Linked DNA regions of Homo sapiens: all the other regions are linked to region 2. Evidence: chromatin loops called from intact Hi-C (ENCODE). Cell type or tissue: MCF 10A. All regions are shown on one strand. Each heading gives the region's core, and the rest is flanking DNA. Links, peaks and the distances in the headings are about the cores only.

Evidence for each region. Peaks named below come from ENCODE experiments on the same cell type or tissue, not always from the same donor. Only the 100,000 strongest peaks of a DNase experiment are listed, where the experiment ranks them.
Region 1: a loop joins it to region 2, with 11 times the contacts of the local background. A loop is called at or near these places in 5 of 110 quality-filtered maps.
Region 3: it touches region 2 in a loop (7-fold over the local background); 10 of 110 quality-filtered maps call a loop at or near these places.

The regions. Positions count from the first base shown.
Region 1 is chr13:39,270,691-39,277,454 of GRCh38, reverse strand. No RefSeq gene overlaps it. Among named protein-coding and RNA genes, the nearest start is that of NHLRC3, 240 kb to the right of the region's middle. In MCF 10A, for the core only: a CTCF peak has its summit at 3,232; no DNase peak of the experiment used is centred there.
Region 2 is chr13:39,673,936-39,678,935 of GRCh38, reverse strand. COG6 (component of oligomeric golgi complex 6) reads right to left here. Exons shown (of 19, transcript NM_020751.3): 5 at 1,357-1,468. Among named protein-coding and RNA genes, the nearest start is that of MIR4305, 12 kb to the right of the region's middle. In MCF 10A, for the core only: no CTCF peak of the experiment used is centred there; a DNase peak (open chromatin) is centred at 2,425.
Region 3 is chr13:39,608,573-39,615,336 of GRCh38, reverse strand. LOC112268119 (protein SPT2 homolog) reads right to left here. Exons shown (of 4, transcript XM_035861111.2): 4 at 6,341-6,764. Among named protein-coding and RNA genes, the nearest start is that of LHFPL6, 8.8 kb to the right of the region's middle. In MCF 10A, for the core only: a CTCF peak has its summit at 3,110 (motif pointing right); a DNase peak (open chromatin) is centred at 3,126.

The sequences.
Region 1 (6,764 bases), core at 801-5,800, 400 kb after region 2:
AATATGCACTAAAATACCTGTAGCGTTATTTCAAAACTGAAAACCATATATGTCAACATGATATATAAATTATGATACATCTATAAAATTTATATAAAATGTACACAAGTAAACTATTGCTGCAAACATCAACATGGATGAATTTTACACATATGTTGCTAAGTTAAAAAGACAAGACACAAAGTCACATATGCAGTATGATCTCACGAGTTCAGAAACATGCAAAACTAAAATCTTACTTTATCAATGTCATTTGCACATGGTAAAACTATAAAAAAAGAGATGTTATTGTCACAAAATTTAGAAGAGTGGTTACATTTTACGGAGTGGGGCAGGTAGTGAGTATAATTTGCAAGGCTATAGGGACTTAGGTTTATGGGGATAGTGCCCAAGTTCTTTCTCATGACCTCCATGGTTTTTCATGAACTTTTACCTTACGTGTATTTGTTAATTTAAAATACATGCTATATCTATCTTTCCATCTATATGTAATATTTTAAAGTAAGAAAATGCTATAATACTTTCTGAAGAATGTATGTATTATTGAGAGTTACTTTTCCATAATAATTATTTTTATTATGAAATCATGTTTTTATTCCTGAAGTCAATTGTCACAATATCTTCGTCATAGAGCATTCAGCATATTCAGACCTTACTCATATGAAATCATTTATTAGGATCTATCTATTCATTTGATTCTGATATTGAAAAAAACAGATCAAAGGTTATAAACCCAAATAGTTCTCAGAGTCCAAGAACTAACACAAATGAGTTAAGAGGGCCTGTTACAGGACAAGACCGCTAAGCTTTTATGGCAAACGTATTTAATAACTACTTAAAATATTGCAGAGTCAGTGAAACACCCAAATAAAACATACTCTTGAGCCAAATAGAAGAGAGGCAAATATTTTTGATCCTTTCAAAGAATGTGGCATCTGCCAGGCTATTTTGCATAATCCAGTTTAATTCTGGGTTCTCTATTTGTTGTATAGTTGTCATCATATATTTACATTTCTGAAAATGTAGCTTTATTCACTCAAAAATTTACCAGAAACTTTATTTAAGCTATCACGATCTTTCCTTATGTTCCCCGCAAAAATGAAGAAAAGAGGTAGTACAGACTGATAAAAAAAAAATGCCCAAACCAGATTGTAGAGAGTTAACTCAATAAATGCCCATCAGGTTTGTCATTGCTCAGAATGTCCCCTAAAGTTCTATGACTCGGATTGGTCCTATTAAGTCTGAACTTTCTCAATTACATCTATCCAATCTAACTTACGATTTACAAGACAAAAGGAGTTTTCTGGATGTTGCGCTAACTGCTCACACTCTTTGTTCATTTCTACCACAGAAAGTAGTCTTTTCTAGGTTGTATTTACTGGACCAATGTGGACAAATGATCATATGGCTGACCCAAAATAGGCCCAAAGCACAGGCTGCCTTTTACAGCACTATCAAGCTGATCAACTGTGAAGGCACCCTTAGCAGAGACATTTGCTATTGACATTTTAATTTTTTTATCTCATGTAACTGCTGAAGTACAGTTACTAGAAACTAGTGTGATTTAAGGAGAGTTTCTTGCTCTACAAAAGTTATTTGGACAAAAGTACATAACATTGGGTACGTGGGGCTGCCACAATCCAAAGATGCTATTTTGTTCCAGAAGCATGACTTATCACTTTGGTGGGGTGCTATCCCGGAATAGCTCTGAAGCTTTAAAAACTCGCTCTGAATGCCTATTTAAAAAAACATCTTTTATTTTATGTCTTCTTTTTTATTTTAAAACTTCTGTCTAACACAACAAATCAGTACTACAGAAGTGGCCCTACAGTTTACCCCAGCAATTTATTCATATTTGATGTAATTTTAAAATCTTCTTTTTAAAAGATATGTCTTGCCCTTCTCTCCAAATTAGGAGAGGCCACATCTTCTCTTCCATGGTTTGTAAGGACCGTATTCTAAAGGGGGAGAACAGAAGGATAACACATAGGCAGGAAAACAAATCTTTGTTTCTCTAGCTTTTCTCTTTTTTTGCCAATATGACTGTCTTTTGGCAGGCTGCTGGCCAGCTTCTAGAGCCACTAGGTCATTGCTTCTCCCTTGATTTGACCTTGTCTAGAGCCATCATACTAATCCAAAATTGCTTCCTTTCATTGTGCAACCTTGGCTTGAACTACACTCACCTTAAAACACTGCTGTCCACATTAGGAGCATTTAATTAATATCCGTGTACCTGATGCAATTGGTGCCTAGGGATTCTATTCACAGGCTGTTGTGGGTGCTGCTGCTAATCCATAAGTCAGCTGTCTCTGGAGGACTTCCCCTGGATGTTGCAGCCTTCCTGTTAGGCGGTGCTTGGATGGTGTGCTCTCCCCAGTATCACTCCTGGGTGGCCAAAAACCAATGACTGTCTGGGGTCGGGGGATAAAAAAGACCCACTCAAACCACTAGTAGGATGAACTCTGAAGTGCAATTTAAACTCTACTTGTCCACCATTAGATTGAGATAAGCATAGATTCCATCTGAACTCACTGTCTTGCCCCTTCCCCATTCTGCTTCTCTCCCTCCCCTGCAGTTTTCTCCTGAGAGCACTGTCAAGGACTGTGAACAGGGGTAGGTTGCCCTAGTTGCAAGCTAAGTTAGCCTGCCACAGTTTTATCAATGCTGGAAGAAGACAGGAGACTCCTGTGTCAGAAACAAAGAACAATTTTGTACACATAGCAATAGCAGTAGCCAGAGTATCATTATTTTGGCATAGGTTCCCCAAGCCCTTATTTTCAAACAGGGCCAGATGACAACTGCACGTGCAGTTCCATTACAAACACTCTGAGCTTCAGGATTCTGAATCTTTTATAACAGGAAGTAAGCAAACCAGCACTTTGTTGTGAAAGGATTTACTCTCTTTGTCTTCCAAAGCTGTTCACTATACAAACACTTCGTAAAAGATAGTCCAGAGCATTGGTAACCAATGCCTCTGCTCCCAGGACATGGAGAAACATGAGAGACCCATAGAGAACTGTCACTCAGCAATTCTCTCATTTCTACAACCTCCTGGTTTCTGGAAGAATTTCCCAGTATGTATACCAAAGTTCTAACAAGTCAACTGATTTCTTCCCTTAGTGGTTGTGAATTTTTCTCCTTTCACACTTTAGTGTAGGGGTGCATCTTTATAACTGTTTTCTGTAGAGTGCTGGAAATTTCTGCTGCCCATTTTTATACTAGTTGTGACAGTGGGGTGGACTTGAGGCTGACGGCTAAATTGCTAAGGAAGTCTCACCACGCAGAGGAAAATTAGCAACAACAAAGGCGCCACCTGGCAGCTGTCTTTTAACCTACTTCCCAGGATTCGACCTGCAACCACCTTCCTCATTTTCATTACCAGGTATTAAATTGAGGACTACTCTTTGCCTGGCTGACCATACAACTTGGTCAGGATATTCACTACAGATTCCCCTGAATGTATTTCACATTCTCTTAATTGGTTCAAGAAGCCTTCATTCTTCCCCTTTCAGAAATCATGTCTTTAGCAGAACCCCATCCTTATTGCTAAAGCGGTCAGGACTTTAAAGGTCTGAGATTGGTTTTTACTTGCAAGCTAATAAGTTAACCTGCCACAGTTTCATGGATGCTAGAAGAAGAAAGGAGACTCTTGTGTCAGAGACAAAGAACAGTTTATGGCAAGTGGCATTATCCACAGGGTGATGCAAAGAGAGCCGGATGACACTTGGATACACGGTAGGTTGCATTACAGAAGAGAAAACTTGAGTTTAGGGAACCTCAATCTTTTATATTGAGAACTAAGCAAACTTGCCTAACCTTTGTCTTGGAAGAAAATGTTATCTTTACTATACTAAACAATAAACACACCTACCTTTTGTTATGGATGAAGACAGTGTCTCTAGCTTCCATGGCTCTGCTATATAAATACGTTGAAAAAACAATTAAGAATAAATGCAGCCAGTGTCTCTATTTATAACATACACAGAAATAGGAGAGACCAGTGAAAAAGTATCCCCCCATAAGCATTCCTTTAATAAATCAATTTCATATGAACTTTGTCTTCAGCTTTGGTTTTTTGGAACTCAAGACAGGGAAAATAAAAATGAGGAGTTGGAAGGCCAAGTTTGAAAACCACAATAATAATGATTATTATTGGATTATATTATATAATTTTGTACATTATTATTTAAAGTTGAATAACAATGAGAAGGCATTTTTGTGGCCACATGCGTTTGGCTCTCTTTCCTAGTACTGTAGTTAATAAATTCTAATGATTAAGAGAAGATGGGTGTTTGCCAAGGGAACAATGTCAGTAGAAACATTTCCATATGGGAGTGGGCAGATTGAATGTTTAATTCAGCTAGATTTGCAAACTACATCATTAGCACAAATTACCTTAAAGGCCTCCCTAGATATTTCTTTCTGGTCCAATTCACTGGGCTTTTTTCTTTCCTTCCTTTCCTTCTTTCCTCTCTCTTGCTTTCTTTCTTTTTCTCTCTCTTTTACATTTTTCCCTCCCTCCCTCCATCCCTCCCTCTCTTCTTCTCTTTCTTTTCTTTTCTCTTTACTTTTCTTTTCTCTCTCTCTTTCTTTCTTTTTCTTTCTTTCTTCTCTCTTTCTCTCTCTTTCCCTCCCTTCCTTCCTTCCTTCCTCCCTCCCTCCCTCCCTTCCTTCCCTCCCTCCTTCCTTCCTTTCCATCCTTTATTTCATCACTAAGGCTCACAGACTATTTCTTGGTTACAATATTATTATTTTTCTGTCAAAATAGCCTGCATAACTTGGAAAATGGAGAATTTTGAGTTCTATGATGTGTACAAGGAAATGAAGTACACATGAGTCTTCATAGATATATATGAAGGCCACAGAGATATGTATGTGTCTGCATGTTTAATACCAGTATACATTATACACGCACATTGAAAGTAAGTTCCATGTTCCATCTGGATTTTTAATGTAGACTTTCCACAGTTGAATGTAAGCAATTACTGTCTTAGAAGTTTAAATGAATCCCATCTGTCACAAGACTCTATTAATCAGTACCATGGCTATCATTGCCCCCTTGGCATCCAGTAAATAGAATGTGCAACATGGTCAGCACAGAAGATCATAATTGGTCATTAACTTTTTTATTTCACAGAAAAGTAAGTACATGCTACAAATCAGTAACTATCCAAATGGCTTAAAAATAACCACCTTTCCAAGACTTCAATGTAGGAACAGGAGAAAAAAAGAATAAAAATATTTGGGGACATAAGCCAGCAGCCTTCCATCTTTTCACATCAGTCTTATAAAAGAGATATTATTATCTATATAATACAGAATAGGGGAAGGGAGTCTCAGAAAAGTTAATTTCCTTGTCAAAGATCCCAACACCCAGGAAGTGGCAGAATGGAATGTAAACCTGGGTCTGACCCCCTCTCATTTTTCTTATCAACCAACCACATTGACTTAAGCTGGGAATAATTACTCCACCTCAACAGACTGAACCTGACTTCTGTATCTGTCCAAGAGATTTACCACCCTAAGCCAGGGCACTTAAAAAATGCCTTTGCCTCACCCAAGGCCCACTGAATTCCCCTTCTGGAGAAGGGAGATGGGCTGCCATCAATAAAAGTTCTGCGATTGATTCTAATGTGCTTTTAAGTTTGAGAACCTTCAGTCTTGCTCAACACACTCCTTTTCAGGGCCCGTTAGTTGTACCACACCACTTCAGACTCAAAATATATGATCCAGTTATCAGACACACCATCTCCCAAACCTTCCTTTTTTATCTCAGTTTCACCAACAGACTATCATTCTTTCGGGCTTCATCGAGCCTCCAAATTTTAAGGTTTTTTTTTCCTCCAGGACTTTTAAGAAGAAGCCTTTAAGCTGGGCTGGGTGGTACCCACCTGTAGTCCCAGCTATCCCTGAGGCTGAGGCTGAGGCGGGAGGATTTCTTGAGGCCAGGAGTTGGAGGCAGCAGTGTGCTATGATTGCCCCTGAGAAAAGCCACTGCACTCCAGCCTGGGCAAAACAGAGATCCCGTCTCTAAAAAAAAAAGTTCTTAATTTAAAAAACCCAAGAAGTCATTCTTAATTACTTGCATAGCTGTACTGAAGGGAAGGTAATTCTTTTCTTAGCACTTTAGTTTGTTTTGCAAGTGATTACTGCTTCTGGTGCTCTGCAAAGAAGAACTGATCTCTTCACTTCTGGGATGAGAACAGAAAAGGAGATAGGGCATTGATGATATACGTGTTGTTTCCATGACTGACATTCATTGACTCTGGAAAGAATTTTTTCTCTTTTTGACATTTTAATGACTTTCCAGCAAAAATTCTTTAAAACAATGCCTTGACATGAATATAATCCTAAGTTAAGTAGACTCAAAGAATACTTTATATGCCTGAACATAACGTAATCCTGATAAGATAATTTTCCCAAGGATAATTTTTTGACCAAGTTGAATATATGCATTTTTACAATGCTTGATGTGTTAATTTGTGGTACACATGTTAATTATAAATAAAATAATGTTTAATTAACATGTACAGCCATGCATTGCTTAGCAGTGGGGACATATTTGGAGAAATGTGTCATTAGGTGATTTTGATGTGGTGCAAACATTACAGAGTATACTTACACAAACCTAAATAGTATAGCCTGCTACACACCTAGGCTATATGATACAGCCTATTGCTTCTAGACTACAAAATATATGGCATGTTACTATACTGAATACTGCAGCAATTGTAATACAATGGTATCTATGTATCAAAACATAG
Region 2 (5,000 bases), core at 1-5,000:
ATAATAATAATAATAACCCTCATTTTCTAATTTCTACCAAGGGGAGAAAAAATGATATGTCAAATATTTCATATGTGCAAAGTTCCTCAAAACATGAGGGCAGTACATACTAATACATAATATCTCTATTAATTCTCTCACCTATTTACCTCTCTACACCCAAATGACTGGTTCCATTTTAGCCAAGCCAGTAAAAGTGATACCTACTCAGAGACACTCAGTGAGAACCCTTCCCCACCTCAAGAACCCTTCTTGCCCTCTGATCCCACAATGATGACGATAGGCTTAAGTTTACAGTTCTTCCCAGCGAGAAGACCAAAAGATTCCTTTCTGGAAAAATTGAATGTCTTCAAGGAAAAAAAAAGAAACGAAACTTTTTCTTGTTATTTAACATTTTGAGAGGTTATATAATTCTGTCAGCCAGTTTGGAAAAAATGGAATAGCTTAAAAAATTAATTAGATGAAAAAACAAGTGATTTCTAACCCAAGGAAAGACACAAAGTTATAAAAGAAAGAACATGCAATCACTGTAATGTCACTGTAATGAAAATGAAAAATGTGTGGGTAGGTACTATGGCTCAGACCTATAGTCCCAGCACTTTGGGAGGCCGAGGTAGGCACATCGCTTGAGCTCAGGAGTTTAAGACCAGCCTGGGCAACACAGTGAGATCCTATCTCTACTAAAAATTAAAATTAAAAAATCAGCCAGGAGTGGTGGTGCATGCCTGGATACCCTAGCTACCTGGGAGGCTGAGATGAGAGGATCACTTGAGCCTGGGAGGTTGAGGCTGCAGTGAGCTGTGTTCGTGCTACTGCACTCCAGCCAGGTTGACAGAGCGAGACCCTGTCTCAAAAAAAAAGGAAAAGAAAATAGAAAATGTGGTCTAACTGTACTATGATGTATGAAGGAGATAAAGAGAACATATGTGTGTACTATCTGTGTTGGGGGAGGAGACAGAGTGGGTAGAAGGCTAAATCCTCACATTTCACAATAGAGAATCAATAGAAAATAGTTAACATAGATAATCAAAGCATATTCTTTTTAACTATAGATCTAGAATATAGAATTTACAAAAGAAGCAATTAATAACATTGAAAATGGTTGACAAAAGACCTAGAGGTGAGGAAGAGTAAAATAGGTGACATAGATTTTCTTTTTATAACTTTGACTCTTTTTAAAAAGTACATGTATTACTTTGAAAAATATAATTAAAATACACATCTTAAATTTCCAAACATAAAAATATTCTCAGATGAAACTTTTTTTAATGGGAAAATAAAGCTTCAAAAAAGCAATTTCTCTCTAATATCTGTAACTACTAAACTTTAAATGATTATAACAGAAAGCCAGGATACCTCAGTAATGGGTCCTTCTCTTGTACCTCGGAGAAGACTCATTTCATCAGAAGTCAGTTGGAACTTGGATAAGAAGGCATCTGCAACTTGAGCTCTTATCTCTAATTTTTGGCTGTAATTTTCAAAACAAGCAATAAAAATCAAGCATCTTACACAGTTGCATAGCTTTAAAACAAATTCTATCTCAGACATAATAAATTTTTAAAACAAAGGTATGAAAAGTTCTCAATATTTTCAAAAGTCTTGTTTCTGCCTCAAATATTAGAATTTTATCAGACATGTAGGTGATAAAATTAGCTAATATTGTTCTATTTCAGATACTTGCACACAATAAATGGAGTTGATCATTACGCAAAAGAACAAATAAGTCCATGCATGGTCCCTGCATTACAAATTTGCAGCCACTTACAAGTACTTAAATAGTTCACCTTGCAGTTTGCTAGATGCTTTTATAAGAGAGAAATATGTTCCTGTTTTCAACCAATTTCTTTTCAGTCACTAAAACAATTCCTAAGCCTTTTAAGTTTTCACATGACGTACATATCAAAAATCAAATTTATTAGTTTATTTTATGTTATAGAAGAACTCCTTTATTAATTCTCCATAAATTGCTAGTCACTTATCCACTTTGGTCTTCCCCACTTTTTCTACAAAATATAGTAATAAAAACAACCTTTTAAATTATATGAGTGCAACCTATCTAAACTAGCTGACGGAAAAAGGCACACTCAAGGACCTATGGGACTGAGAAGAATCAATACCCACAGGCAAGTTAGGAACACAAACTACTTGAACAGAAACTCAACATTCCTGGTTTCTGTATCTCAGAACTGAAAATATATAAATAAAGTTATAAAAGTATTTCACTAGCAATATTCAGAGAATAGTAATATTCCACAATTAAACAAAATTCAAATAAGAATGAACAAAGATAAACATAAACACTATTTGTATAGATGGTACAATGCATCTGCCACCTCTGTTTTATTTGCACCTTTGGGATGGAGGTTTTAAATTCAAAGTTGAATGCTAATGCTCCTACTGAATAAAGAAATTTACAAGCAAAAATCCTCCAGGTGGCAGCAAAGATCTGTTTATTTCAAATGATAAATCACCTAATTGAATATACACAGATTTAAATGTCATGTTCTTAATCATCTTATTATTGATATCTAAAAGTTATCTTAATATTTATCTTATTTTTGCTTTGTTGCCTGTGCTTTTGAGGTCTTATTCAAAAAATTCTTGCCCAGTCCAATTTCATGAAACAATTCTCCTATTTTTTTTCTGGTAGTTATACAACTTGGGGTCGTATAGTTTACTCTTTAATCCATTTAGAGTTTATTTTTATGTATGGTGAGAGATCATGGTTATCAGAGGTTGGGGAAGATAGTGGGGAGAAGGGGACAGGAAGAGATTGGTCAACGAGTACAAAGTTACAGTTAGGAAGAGTAAGTTCTACTGTTCTATTACAAACTAGGGTGACTACAGCAAATAACAATGCAGTGGTATTTCAAGATAGCGAAGAGTTTGAATATTGTCACCACAAAGAAATGATAAATGTTTAAAGTGATAGATATGGTAATTACCTTGAAACATTACATTGTACCCCATAAATATATATAATCATTATATGTCAATTATAAATTAAAAATGAATTTTTAAAAGCTTAAAGAGTTACCTTAACAGGTTTTGTTTTATATTTTTAAAAGTTCCAGTCATTATCATTAAGAATTTAAAGTAATTATAAAATTTCATCAAATTCCTTGAGACTATGCAAATTAACCATGTGAAATAAAATGTTTTTGGGAGCTTTTTTGGATCTATCTTTAGAATCAATTTATTAGGCACAAAGGAAAATTTGTCTCTTTAGTTTATAGTTTCATTTTGTTGTAACCAAAACAAATGCTACCCACCTTGATCATACCCCTTAATCATTACAATTCATTCCAAATAATGTGGATCTAAAAATCAATCATGAGATAAAGACAGAAACACAGGCTCTATATATAGCTACAAAAGAGATGGTGCAAAAATATTTTTATAATGGGCACAGTACTAAAACAAGAGTTTAATATATCAAGATGGTAACTTTAAAAGTAGTGACAATAAATTCTAATATATTTTTTATTATCATATTACTCTAGTTTTACCACATGTATTCTTTCCAGGTAAATTTTCACAACCATTCTGACAGGAAGTTATTGTTAGATGGTCCAGTGATTTGGTTTGGGAATATTCACTCATTCAAATAACATTATTGGAGACTCACAATGTATAAGGCCTATGCCAGAGACGAGTGTGATAAAAGGCACTTATGACACAGACCTTGTCCTTACTTTACATCAACATATGGAACTTTTAGAGGGCTTTCAATGTCTAAGTAAAAAGTATAGGAGATAAATATTAACATAACATATAAATTATAACTTCTAGCGTATTTAAGATTATGTTTGTGCAATCACTGTATATTATATAAATAAATAATAATATGTGAAATATACACTATGGAAAAATACATAATAGATCAAACTGAGGTAGATCTATATGTACTAACAAAATGATCCATAAGGCATTTTATAGGTATAAAAAGTTGCGAGAAAGTATGTATAGGAATCCCCACTTATTTTTAAGAAGTAATTACAATGGTCCCCCCTTATCCTCGGGGGATATAGTCCAAGACCCTCCAGTGGATGCCTGAAACTGCTGACGGTACCAAATCCTACACGTACTGTTTTTCAATCTGATAACTGAGACGGCTACTAAGTGACTACTGAGTGGTGGTGTATATAGCATCACACATTAGAAAAAGGGATGACTGATGTCCCACCAAAGTGGGAGCCAACCACTTGAGATTTCATCATGCTACTCAAAATGGTACATAATTTAAAGCTTACAAATTGCTTATTTCTGAAATTCTCCATTTATTACTTTCAGACTGCAGTTGACCATAAGTAATGGAAACCACACAAAGCAAAACCATAGACAAGGTTGGGAATTACTGTATATAAACACATGTACATCAATTTTCAGTATGTCCAGTCGTATACTGCCTAAGTATTTAAAATAAACGGACTACTTAATTTTCATGATTCCTTCAAATCAGCCCAGAACATGATTTATGAATCCTGTGGTACTTTTCTTTTTCTTGAAAACTTATCTCTGTCGTATCTTAATTCTACCTCTAGGTTCACCTACACCAAATAATTTCGAAATAATTTTTTAAATGGACATAAGATATAAACCAAAACAAAAAAAGTAAAGAAATATAAATGGCAAAACAAAATGAGAAACATGTCGATTCATCACTATTCGATGATATGTAAATTAAATGGTGTGATACCGGGGCCTGTCGTGGGGTAGGGGGAGGGGGGAGGGATAGCATTTGGAGATATACCTAATGTAAATGACGAGTTAATGGGTGCAGCACACCAACATGGCACGTGTATACATATGTAACAAACCTGCACGTTGTACACATGTACCCTAGAACTTAAAGTATAATTTAAAAAAAATTAAAAATAAAAATAAAAAATAAAATGGTGTGATAATATTTTTCATCTACATTGGCAAAGTTTTTAAAGATGATATCTAATGCTGATAAGGGTTTAATAAAATAGACAGAATGGAAGTAGAAATTGTGA
Region 3 (6,764 bases), core at 1,062-6,061, 65 kb after region 2:
TTAGTAGAGATGGGGTTTCACCATGTTGGCCAGGCTGGTCCTGAACTCCTGACCTCAGGTGATCCATACACCTCGGCCTCCCAAAGTGCTGGGATTACAGGTGTGAGCCACCGTGACCAGCCCTCTCTCAGATTTCTTGAGCTCAGAGTAAACATATATTTCTATCACTTCTCCATTGTTTGATTTTCATTAAAATGTATCAAAGTATCAGACATCATGTCCATTGAGAAGTCTTTATTGGCCACCATTTTGTTCAAGATAGTAAGCTGATCAATACATCAAAATTAGGGTACTGTTTGATGTTTTTATTTCTATGAAAAACTTGGTCAGAATTTGTCTTTTCTTTGAAAATAAACTGTGGAAAACATAATAGATTGCATGTTGAATAATCATGTTTTTAAAAGAAGGTTCATATTAGTTTCATATAACAATTTATCTTAAAAGGGTAAGTCAGACATTTATTGTAAGTTTGACTGTGTTGGATTATTTCTTGCTAACTGATCCTAGAATAATAAAAGAGAAAACTTATTATTGATACAATAATAGCCACCATTTATTGAGCAGTTGCTACATGTCAGGCATGGCTTTAAGTATTTTACATATATTATCTTATTTAGTCTTTAGAATAACTCTATGGGCAGAGATTATTATCTCTACCTTGCCCATGAGCATATTGAGTTTTAGACACAGGCTAAGTGTATTAGTCCCTTTTCACACTGCTGATAAAGACATACCTGAGACTGGGCAATTTACAAAGAAAGAGGTTTAATTGGACTTATAGTTCCATGTGGCTGGGGAAGCCTCACAAACATGGCGGGAGACAAGGAGGAACAAGTCATGTCTTACATGAATGGCAGCAGGCAAAGAGAGAGCTTGTGCAGGTAAATTCTTGTTTTTAAAGCACCAGGTCTCATGAGACTCATTCACTATCACAAGAACAGCACAGGAAAGACCCACCCCCATAATTCAATCACCTCCCACCAGATTCTTCCTACAACGCATGGGAATTGTGGGAGTTACAAATCAAGATGAGATTTGGGTGGGGACACAGCCAAACCATATCACTAAGTAACTTACCTGAGATAAGAAAACCAGGGAGTGGCAATGCCCAAATCTGCCTCCTCTAAACTACACCTGGCCTTCCTCTCACAGGAGGTATTTCTATGGCTAAATCAAATTCAGATCAATCCTGTCTTGGTAGCAGCAAATCATTATGCTATTTCTGATGCTTCTACTTAAGTTTATTACATGTCAACACTTGAAGAAAATCTGAAAAAAGCACGTAGACAAAAAAATCTTTTCTTTTTAATATTAAACAGAAAAAAGCAATTGGAATTATGTTCATTGTACTATGTTATGTTTAGGGTCTTGACCTTAGCATGCTCCTGGCAAACCAATTGTCCCCTATAATTCATCTTAAAAGAGATTGTCAGACATTTACTGTAGATTTGAATGTATTGAACTGTTTTTAACTAAATAACTTCTAAGATGGCAGAATAGAAATTATGAAGAACCTGGGTAGGGAAATAAATGATTTAAAACTGATGGTTTGGATGAATTTAGTACATTTGGATGCCTGACATCAGATTGTTCATCGTTCTCCAGCACTGATTAGTACTGATTAGTGTAATGGAATTATTATTATGGCTTTAAAAAAATTAAAGAGTATTATTTTATCTAAGTAGTATATGAATAAGAAATGGGAGAAAAGTTAATCAGTGGCACAATGGTGCATTCATTCACCTATATCCCTGCTGTGGTTTGTTTAATCTTCAAAAAGTTTATCTCACGTAGCTAACATACTACAGCAAGAAATTTTCTGATACCAACCTGACTGGCTATTGGTAATTACTTTATCAGTCTCATTCCACAAACTTTATGTAAATCATTGCTATAGGCTGAATGTTTATAACCCTCACAACATTCAAACATTGAGACCTAACTCCCAATGTGACGGTATTCAGAGGCAGGGCCTTTGGGAGGTGGTCAGGTCATGAGGACAGAGCCCTCATAATGGGATTAGTGCCCTTATAAAAGAGATCCCAGAGAGCTCCCTCGCTCCTTCTGCCATGTGAGGACACCACAAGAGAAGACAGCTGTCTATGAACCAGGAAGCTGGCCCTCACCAGACCCTGAATCTGCCAGTGTCTTGATCTTGGACTTTCCAGCCTTTAGGACTGTAAGAAATATATTTCTGTGTTTAGAAGGCACCTGATTTATGGTATTCTGTTATATTGTGTTAAGTATTCTGTTACATATATTCATGGTATTCTGTTATGGTATTCTGCCGTTAAAAGTAATGGCAAAAACTGCAATTGCTTTTGCACCAACCTAACAGCAGCCCTAAGGAACTAAGACAACCATACAGCTTTGTTGGGAGCAGAGAACAGAAGGATGATCAGATTCCTCATTTTATACTGTTACTTGTCCAAAATCAAGCAACAATTTAACAGCTACATCAAACTCAGAAGTGGGTGTTCCTGACTTCTACCTTAGTGTTTAGATGTGGCATTGAGCTTCTTTTTGTGTCTCCCTCTTTTCTGTCTCTTTATATACAAAATTGCAAGTTAGGAGGCATCAATCAAACGCCGGATGTTTATTCTCGGTCTATTTAGCCAGACCCAAAGGCTTCTTTGAATCAAGGAAATCAGGCTTTTCCTCTCTTTGCTGCACCATAATTATTTGTTTTCTAAGTTATATCCAGGTTGAAATAAGACTTGCAATGTTTTCAGATCAAAAGCAGTGTAAGTAAAAACTTAAAACTGTGAAGTAAATACCTCTACATAATTTCTGATTGAGAATCATGACCATGAAAGAAATAATAGCCACATATACGAAAACAAAGGCAAAGGAAGAAATATAATTAAGCGACAGGGAGCTTATAGCAAAGATAGAACGTGGGCTTCTCCTGACTTAATGCCACTTTCAATATACCTATACTAAGCCAAGCCTGTGCCCATGTTAATGTGTTAAGAGTAGAGACATTTGAGATACTAATCAATTAACAGAAAAGTCAGACAAAATTAAGCTGAAATCTAACCTGTATCCCTACACCTAGAAGAGAAATTACTGAAGATTCAATCTCCTTTTTGCTGCATTTCTGCCACTAGGAGGCGCCTGGTATAAAGAAACAAGTACTTAACAGTCAGGAAAATTGCATTACAATCCAAGCACTGTCATTAATTCAAGCTCTACCAATTGCTAATATGAATAAAGGAACTGATTCATGTCATCTAAGGCAAATGATCATATATAATGGTGAATAATTTTATTAGATAAAGACACTGTTGAGAGTAAATAGGTTATAATAGACGTGATATTTGAGTCATAATTAGCATGTTGAAGATCCAGTCTCAGAATTTGAACTCAGGTTTCTGACTCCCCATGTAGTGTTCCTTCCGCTCCTGAAGGCAGTGCATTCTGATTATGATGGTCAGAAGCCCGTTCTGAGTCTTCTTGGAAAAGGTAGATCTCTCTGAAGGCAGCTGAGCAGTGTATTTTTATATGCTTTTCTTTAGACCAGGAGTTATGTGGGATTCTTATTTTAACATTTTGGCTCAACGTATCTCTTTAAGGCAATATAGAATTCATGCTAAATAGATGAAAATGTGTTGTTCTTAAAGAGGTTTCCTTTCTAATAATATACTTTAAATAAGATTACTTTATGTTTTTAAAAAGGAGACTGACATTTGAGCTAGTTAATTTTTTTAGAAAGGCACAAATCTAAACTCCCTTAGCAAGATAACTTTGTTCTTTAACTGGGGCAAGGGGTGGGGCTCAGAAAAACTCTTATAGTGCCTTTGGTCATGATCACCCCCAGAGGGTGAACAACAGGGAGACACAGGGTGAATGCTGAAATGCCAAACAATACAGAGAACAGAAGAAAGACTTACCTTTCCAAGCGCAGCCTAAGAGAGAGGTGCCAAGGGGCTCAGAAAAAGTTAGGGGTGCAGGAGAAGTCATTGAAGGAGGGAGAGGGACTGGCCTGGCTGTACAAATTGGCAGTAGGCAGAATTCCCTGAGGAGACAGCAGCCTGTGTGAAATCCCCCATGGCAGGGGTTCTAGGATTAGGAGGCCCAGTATTCCATTTTGGGTGAACTGCTATGAAGAACCAAACTGCAATCCCCCTCCCTTGTCATCCTGTAAGCCTTTAGGAAAACCGCTACCTGGTATGGTCTTACTTGGGAGATAAAGAAGTCTGTTACCACTTGGGATTTACTAGGATAACTCTAGGATGAGACAGATGTGAGACCCACAGCTCAGAGAGAGGAGACCAGGGTTTCTCCAAGGAATCTGCAGAAGTGCAGGGGCTTCACCGGATAGGGGTGTGAGCTACTGCAGAGTGTCAAGTTGACCCAAAGTTAGGCCTTTGCGACATGTTAGGCTCAAAGTCAAGGTAGCATATGAAATTTTAGTCTTCTCTCTCCCTCTCCTTCTATTCTTCCTTCCCTCTCTCCATCTCTGTCTCCTTTCCCTCTCTCTCCCTCCTCTCCAACTCTGCTGTCTAACTGCTGATATGGTTGATGTTGTATGCTGCTCTCAACTCTACTCTTATTGTATCTTCTGCTTCTTGTCACCTCACCCTTGCTCTTTAGCTTTTTGTCACACAGACATAGATCTTTCAAAGGCAAAAGTAGCCAAATATAATAGCATCTCTTTTCATCCAGTCATTCACTCTAACTGGCAAATCAACCAAGTACAGTGTTTAAGATGCAATCTTTGACAATTTAACTCAGTGCCAACTGCTAAAAATTAGTTCCTACTTTTCTTTTTTTTAAATTATTTTATTTTATTATCGTTTTTTAGGAGGAGTCTCACTCTATCACCCAGGTTGGAGTGCAGTGCAGTGGTGTGATCTTGGCTCACTGCAACCTCTGCCTTCTGGTTTCAAGCGATTCTCCTGCCTCAGCCTCCCGAGTAGCTGGGATTACAGGTGTGTACCACCACACCTGTGTAATTTTTTTTTTTTTTTTTTTTTTTTTTTAGTAGAGATGGAGTTTCACCATGTTGGCCAGGCTGGTCTTAGCTCCTGACCTCAAGTGATCCACCTGCCTCGCAGTTCCCTCTTTTCCACATGACTCCATAGTACAGCCCTGGTGTAGCCGGCATATTGGTCAATAAACAGTAATATTTCAGCAAATATTACACTTTTTTTTAATCTATATACCCATAATATTCATCTTTCTACATATTATGGAAAAATAAAAACACAAACCAAAAAACATAGTCATAATGTTGAAAAAAACAGAGATGATTTTTGACCCTGGAAGAAAAAAATAACTTAAAAGCAGCAGAAGCATGACCCTGATTCAGTATTAAACGTAATTATGTACTGCTTTAAAATGCAAACTGGGTCACGTAGCAAAAGTATATATATTACGTATTATGGACATTTTCAATTTTGATGGTTTAATATGAAGTATTTGCTATGTTAAATCTGATTTAACGCTTCACTTTTTTTCTTATAAATAAGTTATTAATTTAATATTTATATGCTACTTTAATTCATAAAAGAATAATACATAGAAACTCTATGGCACTTCATAGTCCAAAGTAATTTGCAAACTTTAAATGAATAATGCAGACAGCAACACTGGGAGCAGGTCACAGACGGTATCTACCTCATTTCCATGAAAGCTCCTGGGGAATTCAGTCATACAAATCACTATGTTTAGAAATTGTATGTAACTAGACAAATACAGTTTCTATGGGGTGGGGGGTGTCTTGCGTCTATCAAACACATGAAAGAAAGTTCATCGAAAATGAAATGGGCAACTCCGATTTAATAGGATGTTGAGATAGCTATGGTAAATATATGCATACAAATAGGAGAGTTAGCATTCTAAAAGCAATGCACTATCTCACTCATAGACTACTGGAGATGGAGTGCAGGAAATCTGAGAGATCACTTGTCCCCTGAGATTTTTCCCCCATGTATATAATGGACTCATTGCAGTAAAATGTCATAGCAATCAATGCCCCTTTAAATTAGTCTTGAGAAGGGATTTGTGAAGGGAAAGGGCAATTTAGAAATGAAGAGAAGTGTAATCCCAGCACTTTGGGAGGCTGAGGCGGGCAGATCACGAGGTCATGAGATCGAGACCATCCAGGCTAACACAGTGAAACTCCATCTCTACTAAAAATACAAAAAATTAGCCAGGCATGGTGGCGGGTGCCTGTAGTCCCAGTTACTCGGGAGGCTGATGCAGGAGAATGGTGTGAACCCCGGAGGCGGAACTTGCAGTGAGCCGAGATCGCGCCACTGCACTCCAGCCTGGGCGACAGAGTGAGACTCCGTCTCAAAAAAAGAAAAAAAAAAAAAAAAAAAGAAAAGAAAAAAGGAATGAAGGGAGGAAGGAAATGGCAGAATGGAGGAACTTACTATGATCTCCAACTATGTTTTTTTAAACCTTGTTCACTGCATCTGTACTGAAAACTGTGATGGTAGGTTTTCAGCTGGTGGAGCATTTCTTGGGATATCTCGCAGCATGTGTCGAGGAACAAATCATGTATTTTTTTATTGACAAAGAAATGATGAGCTCCACATCCAGGAGAAGTTAAGGAAAAAATCTCTCCTCCCTGCCCCTACTTAAAGCCTCTCTTTTGTTATCTACTGGTTCTCATTTGGACCTCCCACCTGTCTGCATCTCTCTCTTGCTGGTTTGTATTTAAGAGGAACCTTTTCGTATCAGGCTATTTTATAATGCTGAGAATTTCTGTCTCTCTGAATTGCTCAAAGTTGAGACTTTAAGAATAAACATTT